Linked DNA regions of Homo sapiens: region 1 is linked to region 2. A link is an interaction called in ENCODE POLR2A ChIA-PET data of the cell type or tissue named here. Cell type or tissue: K562. All regions are shown on one strand. Links, peaks and the distances in the headings refer to the core of each region. The heading gives the core; the rest is flanking DNA.

Evidence for each region. Peaks named below come from ENCODE experiments on the same cell type or tissue, not always from the same donor. Only the 100,000 strongest peaks of a DNase experiment are listed, where the experiment ranks them.
Region 1: POLR2A ChIA-PET joins it to region 2 with 7 read pairs; 6 of 35 experiments call an interaction of 5 or more read pairs at or near these places.

The regions. Positions count from the first base shown.
Region 1 is chr9:135,950,144-135,954,618 of GRCh38, forward strand. UBAC1 (UBA domain containing 1) reads right to left here. Exons shown (of 10, transcript NM_016172.3): 3 at 3,537-3,610. Among named protein-coding and RNA genes, the nearest start is that of UBAC1, 9.0 kb to the right of the region's middle. RefSeq lists a silencer at 191-474. In K562, for the core only: a CTCF peak has its summit at 2,797; DNase peaks (open chromatin) are centred at 2,018 and 2,798.
Region 2 is chr9:135,864,837-135,869,094 of GRCh38, forward strand. CAMSAP1 (calmodulin regulated spectrin associated protein 1) reads right to left here. Exons shown (of 17, transcript NM_015447.4): 4 at 1,620-1,700. Among named protein-coding and RNA genes, the nearest start is that of CAMSAP1, 41 kb to the right of the region's middle. In K562, for the core only: no CTCF peak of the experiment used is centred there; no DNase peak of the experiment used is centred there.

The DNA.
Region 1 (4,475 bases), core at 476-4,475, 86 kb after region 2:
CCTGATTTCAGCTCGAGACCCTGAGCACAGAAACCAGCTGAGCTCACCCAGCCAGACTTCTGCCCTACAGAACTGCGAGCTACAAGCGGAGTGCTGTTTTAAGCAGCTACATGTGTGGCGATTTGTTAGGTGGCAACGGAAAACTTGCATAGACTTAGCAAACTCTAACACGGGAAAGAGGCAGGAAAGCCAGGCTGTGCAGCAGGCCTGGAAGGCAGCGACTCAGACAGATGCGCAGGCCAGAGGGATCTGGAGGGAGGGAACACCCCAGTGACCTAACATCTGTGACCACGTTTCCAGAAGCTTTATCGGCTCTGTGGAAGAGCATGAAAAAATCAGCGATAAGCCTATAAGAAACTCAACAAGCAAACAAAAGGAAGAGGCAAATATTAATTCCAGGAAAAATACAGCTGTGTAAGAAGGATAGATAATCTTAATCTATTTTGCTCACAGCTGAAAACCACACTTCAATTATACTAGTAATGAAAACCCTGAGATCTTCAACATTATGATCTAACCCTCAAGGGAGGAGAGAGGGAGGTACTATAGCCTCTTCATTAAGAAGTCAATAGAGACTAAAGTTGGTCATTCAAGGAATAATAATATACACATATTATTTATAAATCAGGAAGAGAATTGTTAAAAATAACAAGAGTTATGAGTGGTTGGGCCGGGCATGGTGGTTCACGCCTGTAATCCCAACACTTGGGAGACCAAGGTGAACAGACCACCTGAGCCCAGGAGTTCAAGACCAGCCTGGGCAACACGGTGAGACCCCATGTCTACAAAAAATACAAAAATTAGTCAGGTGTGGTGGCACACACCTATAGTCCCAGCTGCTTTACTCCTGGGGCTAAGGGAGAAGGATCACTTAAGCCCAGGAGGCAGAGGCTGCAGTGAGGTGAGATCGTACCACACACTCCAGCCTGGTGTGCACTGCCTGGCTTGTGCCAACAAGCCTAACTAACTTTTTATATTTTTTGTAGAGACAGGGTTTCATCATGCTGCCCAGGCTGGTCTCAAATTCCTGGACTCAAGTGATCCTCCCACCTCAGCCTCCCAAAGTGCTGGGACTACAGGCGTGGGCCACCGCACCCAGCCAAGACTGCTAATTTTTATTAAAAGATTTGTAGTATTATTCGACCTTTTAAAAACATACGTCACTTTGACTTAAAAATTAATTCATAAATACAAAAATTATCTGGGTGTGGTGGCACACACCTGTGGTCCCAGCTACTCGGGAGGCTGAGGCAGGAGGACTGCTTGAGCCCAGGAGGTCAAGGTTGCAGTGAGTTATAATTGTACCACTGCACTGCAGCCTGGGCAACAGAGTGAGATCCTGTCTCTAAAACAAAAACAAAAACTAAATTAAAAATTAATGTAGGCCAGGCGCAATGGCTCATGCCTGTAATCCTAGCACTTTGGGAGGCCGAGGCAGGTGGATCACCCGAGGTCAGGAGATCGAGACCAGCCTGGCCAACATGGTGAAACCCCATCTCTACTAAAAATACAAAAGATTAGCCGGGCGTGGTGGCACGCACTTGTAACCCCAGCTACTTGGGAGGCTGAGGCAGGAGAATCGTTTGAACCTGGAAGGCGGAGGTTGCAGTGAGCTGAGATCACGCCACTGCACTCTAGCTTGGGTAACAAAAGCGAAACTCTGTCTCAAAAATAATAAAATAATAATAAAAATAATAATAATTAATTCATAAAAATATGAACTGACATCTTACAATGTTTCAGTTTGCAAATATTTGAAGAGAAAAGGTAAGCTCCTCAGGTTAGCTCCAAGCTACCCATCCAAGAGGCTGTGGGGCAACGGGTGTATGGTCAGACCCCGCTGTTTATATTAGTTACGGGCCTGTAAGTCTGAACACCAACGGTCAAACTGTAATCTGAGAACTGTGAATGCTGCCTGCAGCAGTTCCCAGAAACAGGCCTGACTCAGGGACAGGCGGAGGCAGGCCCAGATCTGTCCGCTGCAGATGGGTGGGGCGGCAGCCTGTGTGTCACTCATGCGTGGCCAGGTGTGGCTGAAGATAAGGAGGGGACCCAAGCCCAGGGTGCTCTTCCTGGGTACCCATGGTCCCAGATGAAACCCAAAAATAGCTTATGCACTACCAGGCATGGGCCTAGCCCAAAAGAGTTTGACCTGCTCTTTCTCTGGGGTGAACACTCTCCTTAGCCTTTCAAAGCACGAGTAAGAAATTCTACCCTTGAGATGAGTAATGCAAAGACAGCAGAGGAAAGTGGCTGCCCTTCTAGCTGGCAGGCTCCATGCTCGGCACGGGCTCAGGCCCTGCTGTGGGGTAGGACACGCCACTTGCAGAACGCATCTTCCTCTGCTCAGTGAGCTTTCCAAAACATGAGCTTCTAGGGCAGCCAGTAAACAACACACTGCACGGTGTTCCTAAGGTACACGTGCAAGTGGACGGTGCAGACCATGAATCAATAACGTGTGAGTGAATGTAAACACCAACGACATCCAGTTCTGTTTTGCAAGAAATAGACAAGACAGGCAGAACTCAGCCTCTCTCAGCATTAACAGTGCAGCTGAGTATCCCTCATCTGAAATGCCCGGGACCAGAACTGTTTCGGATTTCGGGTTTTTTCAGATTTGGGAATATTTGCATTCCAAATAATCAACTCAAAAAGCACCAACGAGCACTTCCATTAAGTGTCATTTTGGCACTCAAAAAGTTTCAGACTGCGCTGCATTTCTGCGTTTGGATTTTCCGATGGGGATGCTGAGGCTGTGCGGTGTGAGGTGGGGCTTGTCGCGAGTGCTCCCTCACCGGCCACTCTCTGCATGCGCAGCCCTTATTCTGTGTGGTGGTTGGTTACCCACTTTCCTCCGTTTTTCTGTCAGGACTGACTTGGCTGCTTGAAAAGAGGAGGGAACAGGAGCACACGCAGGTGAAGGCGGACAGCAGCGCGGGAGTGAACCGTCACGCAGGATGTGTCCCTACCCTCCTCTCTGTCTCAGAAAACTCAGAGGCAGGTTTTCCGTGCTGGTCCCGTGAGCAGGGAGGGACCAGGACTGACACGGATTAAACAGGCTCTGCCGGGAGAGAGAACCCCTTATAACCACATCTACTGTAAATGGCGAATGCGTGGGTTGGTGAACAACTAGTATAGAGAACTTCTTTATAATTCTTTTTTTTTTAAGTTTGTATTTATTTATTTAATTTTGAGATGGAGTCTTACTCTGTCGCCAGGCTGGAGTGCAGTGGCACGATCTCGGCTCACTGCAACCTCTGCCTCCCGGGTTCAAGAGATTCTCCTGCCTCAGCCTCCTGAGCTGCTGGGACTACAGGCATGAGCCACCATGCCCAGCTAATTTTTTTTGTATTTTTAGTAGAGCCGGGGTTTCACCATATTTGCCAGGATGGTCTTGATCTCTTGACCTCGTGATCCACCCGCCTCGGCCTCCCAAAGTGCTGGGATTACAGGCGCGAGCCACTGTACCCAGCCTGTAATTCTTAAATGTAGACTTCTACCAACCAAGGTCCCCAATTGCAAACTTTGAAATTTACCTTTTCTTCTGCTGAGACATCAGCCATCTTGGGAAGTGGTGATGGAGCACGCTTTTTTATCAATAATAGGACATCTAGAAAAAACAACACGTATATCCAACACACTGGTTATCACTTCATATCCACAAAATGGCATAAAGGGTGCTGGATGCCCTGAGAACAGAACAGCAGGGATTCGGCCGGGCGCAGTGGCTCCCATCTGTAATCCCAGCACTTTGGGAGGCTGAGGCGGGCAAATTACCTGAGGTCAGGTGTTCAAGACAAGCCTGGCCAACACGGTGAAACCCCATCTCTACTAAAAATACAAAAATTAGCCAGGCGTGGTGGCGCATGCCTGTAATCCCAGCTACTGGGGAGGCTGAGGCAGGAGAATCACTTGAACCTGGGAGGCGGAGGTTGCACTGAGCCAAGATTGCACCACTGCACTCCAGCCTGGGCAACAGAGCAAGACTTCATCTTAAAAAAAAAAAAAAAAAAGAAGAAGAGCAGGGCTTCAGCTGGGTGCAGTGGCTCACTCCTGTAATCCCAGCACGAGGCAGGCGGATCACTTGAGCCCAGGAGTTCAAGACCAGCCTGGACAACATGGCGAGACCCCATCTCTACGAAAATATAAAAAATAGTTGCGCATGGTGGCACATGCCCGTAGTCCCAGCTACTTGGGAGACTGAGGTGGGAGGACTGCTTGAGCCCAGGAGGTCAAGGCAACAGTGAGCCTGACTGTGCCTCTGCACTCCAGCCTGGGTGACTGAGCGACACCCTGTCTCAAAAGAGCATGGGTTCCTTTGGTCCCCCCAAACCAAGCATCTACACCAGCCTTCCCTCACTTTTGCATGATATCTGCATGGCCCTAGCTGAGGTACAAGCTCCCAGGCCTGGCACGAACCCCCAGGTGACCCATGGCCCAGGAGGCAGGCACAGCACGGCCCCAATAATTGTGCA
Region 2 (4,258 bases), core at 1-4,000:
GGAGAACAGAGGAATCTGACATGCTGGTGAGAGCCCCTCTCTGCAGCCCTCCAGCCCTAGTCCACCAGGTGCATCACCCGCATACCTGGACCACCCAGCTGATGGCTCCTAACAGATGTCACATTACATACCACAGTCAGGCAAGGTAACATCAGAAAGAACAAAATATACAGAGTAACTTGGGCAACTAGACCACTTCTCATTCCCTCTGTATCTATCACAAAAATGCCCTCTCATTACGTGCACGTTGATCACTTAAAGAAGTAACTAGGAAACTGGGCGAAATGTAACTTAAGAGTTCCAAAGTGCCATATTACAAGGCCTATTCGGCTCAGAATCAGGCCAATTCTTGTACTATATAAATAACTCCAAGGTGGGACATTTAAACAACAACAACAAAAAAACAGTTTTGGGTGCGAGCAGTTTTTAATGGAAGCAAGTGATCGCGACAGGATGGCTCTGTAGATGGCAGCTGGCGGCTTGGGGTTCACTTACAGGCACTAACTTCCAATACCACTTGGAGGGAGACTGCTCAGGAAGCGAGAGAAGGAAGGCAGGAGAGGAGCATCAGCAGAGCAGGTCCACGTGTGGACGAGGTAACACACACTTCCCCACGGCGTTTACACGGCAGAGGCGGGAGAGCCTCTGGTAAGCAAAGTCTTCTAAGTGTACGTGGCCATAGTCATGTTGTATTAGCAGATGATTAAAGTGGAAGATCACGAGTCACCTCCACAACACTATTCTTTGCAGTAGCAAAGAAAACTTCGGAAACTTGGTATGGGCTGGGTACCAAAAGGCAAGAAGTCAGCTCTGACGCGGGAAGGGTCTAGTGCTTAGTCTGTACCCATGTGTTAAACATGACCATCTGAGGAACAGGGAGGAAGCTCAATGCTTAAGATCCAGATGAGGGAGGCATACCAGGCGGCCTGACTCACCCACCCACCCAGCTAACAAATGCATGGCCAGGGGCTGGTGCCACTGGAGGGGGAAGAAGGAACAGGGGAAGGCAGCACACTGCCCTTCAAAGGCGAGACCTTATAGATGGTCGGGCTGCATCTTGTGTGCACTGAACTGAGTGAATTCAGTCACACATGTGCTTGCAAAAGAGAAAATAACGTCAGAGGAAGAAAAAGGCTAATGGCTGGAAGGTGCAGCCCAGCCATCGTGCTACTTCAGTAGGCACGTAGGGTTCATCCAGCAGAATCATGGCACAGGCACACAGGTACACCACCAGCTACGCTGTACCTCATGAGCCACTTAAGGACTTTTCGAGGGCATCTTTAGCAACAGGCAATTTCCCCCTTGTTTGTTGACTTGTGGAAGCTAGCACCCAGGTGGGCCCTACGTCCCTCACTCAAGCTTCCCAATTCCCCCAAATACCCTCACGCACCATAAAGTGCAATACAAAACACCCCTTCCCAGGAGAGGCGGGGCAGGCTGCCGTGGTCACATCTCACTGAGGTGTGGAGAATCAGCCCACCAGGTGAATCCAAGAGACTAGCTGCTTCTTTGGTGAGTAAAAATAGAGAATAAGCAAATAGTGGGAACTAACAGAATTCTTTAAAATTGGGACCAACATTAACTTAGTGCATTCCAGAAAAATTAAATTTACCCTTTACCTTTTGATGAGCTGGACTTTCCAATAACTGTTGTTTTAATTTAACTTCTTTCTCTGTTATCTCTCTCATTTTAAGATTTACCTAAAGTAGAAGAGAAATGCATTAAAGAGGTAATTGCTGTCCCGCACAATTGTATCTCCACAATTATCCCCCAGAGACCCCCACTTCACCTGATTCACCTCTGACTCCTAGACATAGGTATTGTTTAGGCCAATTACACAGATACAGAAGTACACGGATTCCACATGATCCACAACAAGGTCCGCCTGCTACCACCAGGAAACCACCTGCCCCCGACCCCCACCCCAATGCCAGCGCAGTGCTCCCCCGTCACTGCGGGGCAGAGTCACTACATCTTGGCAGTGGTCACTCACCACACAAGTACTGTCAAACAGCTAAGCTTCTCCAACACCAACAGCAAATGCCACTTACAAAACAATCTGGTGGAGACACCTCACTAAAGAGCCTAACTTGTGACAGGATGGGTCACACATCCCAGACCATGCAAAAATCATACCAAACCAAATCTAATTATAAAAGTTTAACTATACACCCCTTAAAAATTAATTCAACTTCTTAGAAATTTAAGTATTCTCTCCTGTAATTACTAACTCAATATCAAAATTGCAATCATAAAGTATGGAGAAAAACACTCAGCAGTGCTTAAAGGGGCTAGGTAAAAGCCATGATCAGACAAAAAGACACAGAGCTGAATGCTTCGTCATCAAACAACACAGACAAAGGAGTCCACCATGCACATCAAATCAGGAGTACGAAAAACTGTTTTTAAAAATAAAGACAAAAAAAATATAGATAATGTAAAATTCAATCAATGAGAAAGTAGAAGAAAGGATATTTAAATCCACAACCAAGTTTTGTATGCATGATTAAAAGAGTCCTTTGCAAAGGACGAGTGTGGCAGCTCACACGTATCATCCCAGCCACTTGGAAGGCTGAGGCACGAAGATCACTTGAGTCCAAAAACCGCACGCCAGCCTAGGCAACACAGCAAGACCCCCCTCTTTTTTTTTTTTAAAAAAAAAGTCTGTAAAGCTAATCAAGAAAATGAATGAAAATACCAATACATAACATGAAACAGTCATATTTTTGGAGGAAAGTCGAAGCCACTAAAAAAGCACCACGTAAAAACACATCCTTCTTAAAATGTAAATTAATTTGAAATTTTTAATGAAACTAACATTTTAAAGGAAAATATAAATTACCAAAAAATCAAGAAGACTAAACAGAGTAAATCAAACATTTGCTTGTAACTCTGATCCCTGTGAAAATAATACAGAAAAGATAATTTAAAAGCTGAAAATCCACAGGACAAACAAGGCAAGAGGGGAACCCTGTAAGCAAGGGAAACCTACACAGAGCAGAGCCAGTGCAGCCCCAGTGCTGGAGAAGAGATGCCAGGCAGGGGCCCTGCAAACAACCCCAAGACGCCTCCCATCCTCAGACCAGAGACAAGGCTGCAGACAAGACAACGGTTGAAAGTCAGTGTCTTAAAAAGTTGGAGCAAGAACCCAGTCCCACCTCATCCCACAAAGTAACCCCAGCAGCATAACAGAATGGAGCCATATTTTCACCTGAAAGAAAATTCAGTCAACCTAAAATTTTATATCCAGCCGTATATTTGGAAAATGAAAGCAAAATGTCTTTTTCAGAAAAAAAAACAAAAAAGCTGAGAGAATTCAGTAGAACTGCTTGTAAAAAAAAAAAATGCTAAAAGAAGTTTTTTAGGCTGAAGGAAACGATACAGATGGAAAATATTTTATTAAATCTCTACCTTATAGTACAACTTCTTTTGTATTCCATGACCACATGGTCAGCAGGCACAAAGCACCTCTCCTGTGGTCCAAATGACATCAGTGACCTCGGGACATGCACCTGTGCACCTGACTGAGTTACAAGCTGAGCCATTAACAAACCAGTTATTCACATTTGCAAACATGTTAAGACATCATCTCAAAACCAAAGAAGTGTTTTTTGTTTTTTTTTAAATGAATGTCTGTCACTAAAAGAAAACTACTTTTTTCCAGTAATAAAATTTGAATTTCAGAAAAAATTTAAATTTTGGAAAACTTGTTTCTGCCACCAAAAGCTAGATAACTTCCTAACATGTAAAGGCTTTTCTGATGAGATTGGCAATTTTTTTTTTTTTTTTTTTTTTTTTTGAGATGGTGTCTTGCTCTGTCGCCCAGGCTGAAGTGCGGTGGCATGATCTCGGCTCACTGCAAGCTCCGCCTCCCATGTCTCGCCATTCTCCTGCGTCAGCCTCCTGAATAGTTGGGACTACAGGCGCCCACCACCACGCCTGGCTAATTTTTTGTGTTTTTAGCAGAGACAGGATTTCACCGTGTTAGCCAGGATGATCTCGATATCCTGACCTCGTGATCCACCTGCCTCAGCCTCCCAAAGTGCTGGGATTACAGGTGTGAGCCACCACGCCCAGCCAAGATTGGCAATATCAATGAATGTAAGTTTTGATACTGTGTCATGAAATGTGACAACATTTGGAAGATCTACATAACTCAGTGAAACAATTTTCCGAATGACCAAAGCATGAAGCTGCAAAACCCTGGGTGGGTAAAAGGTCCAGGAAGAATGCAAGAACTAGAAATGGTTACTATATA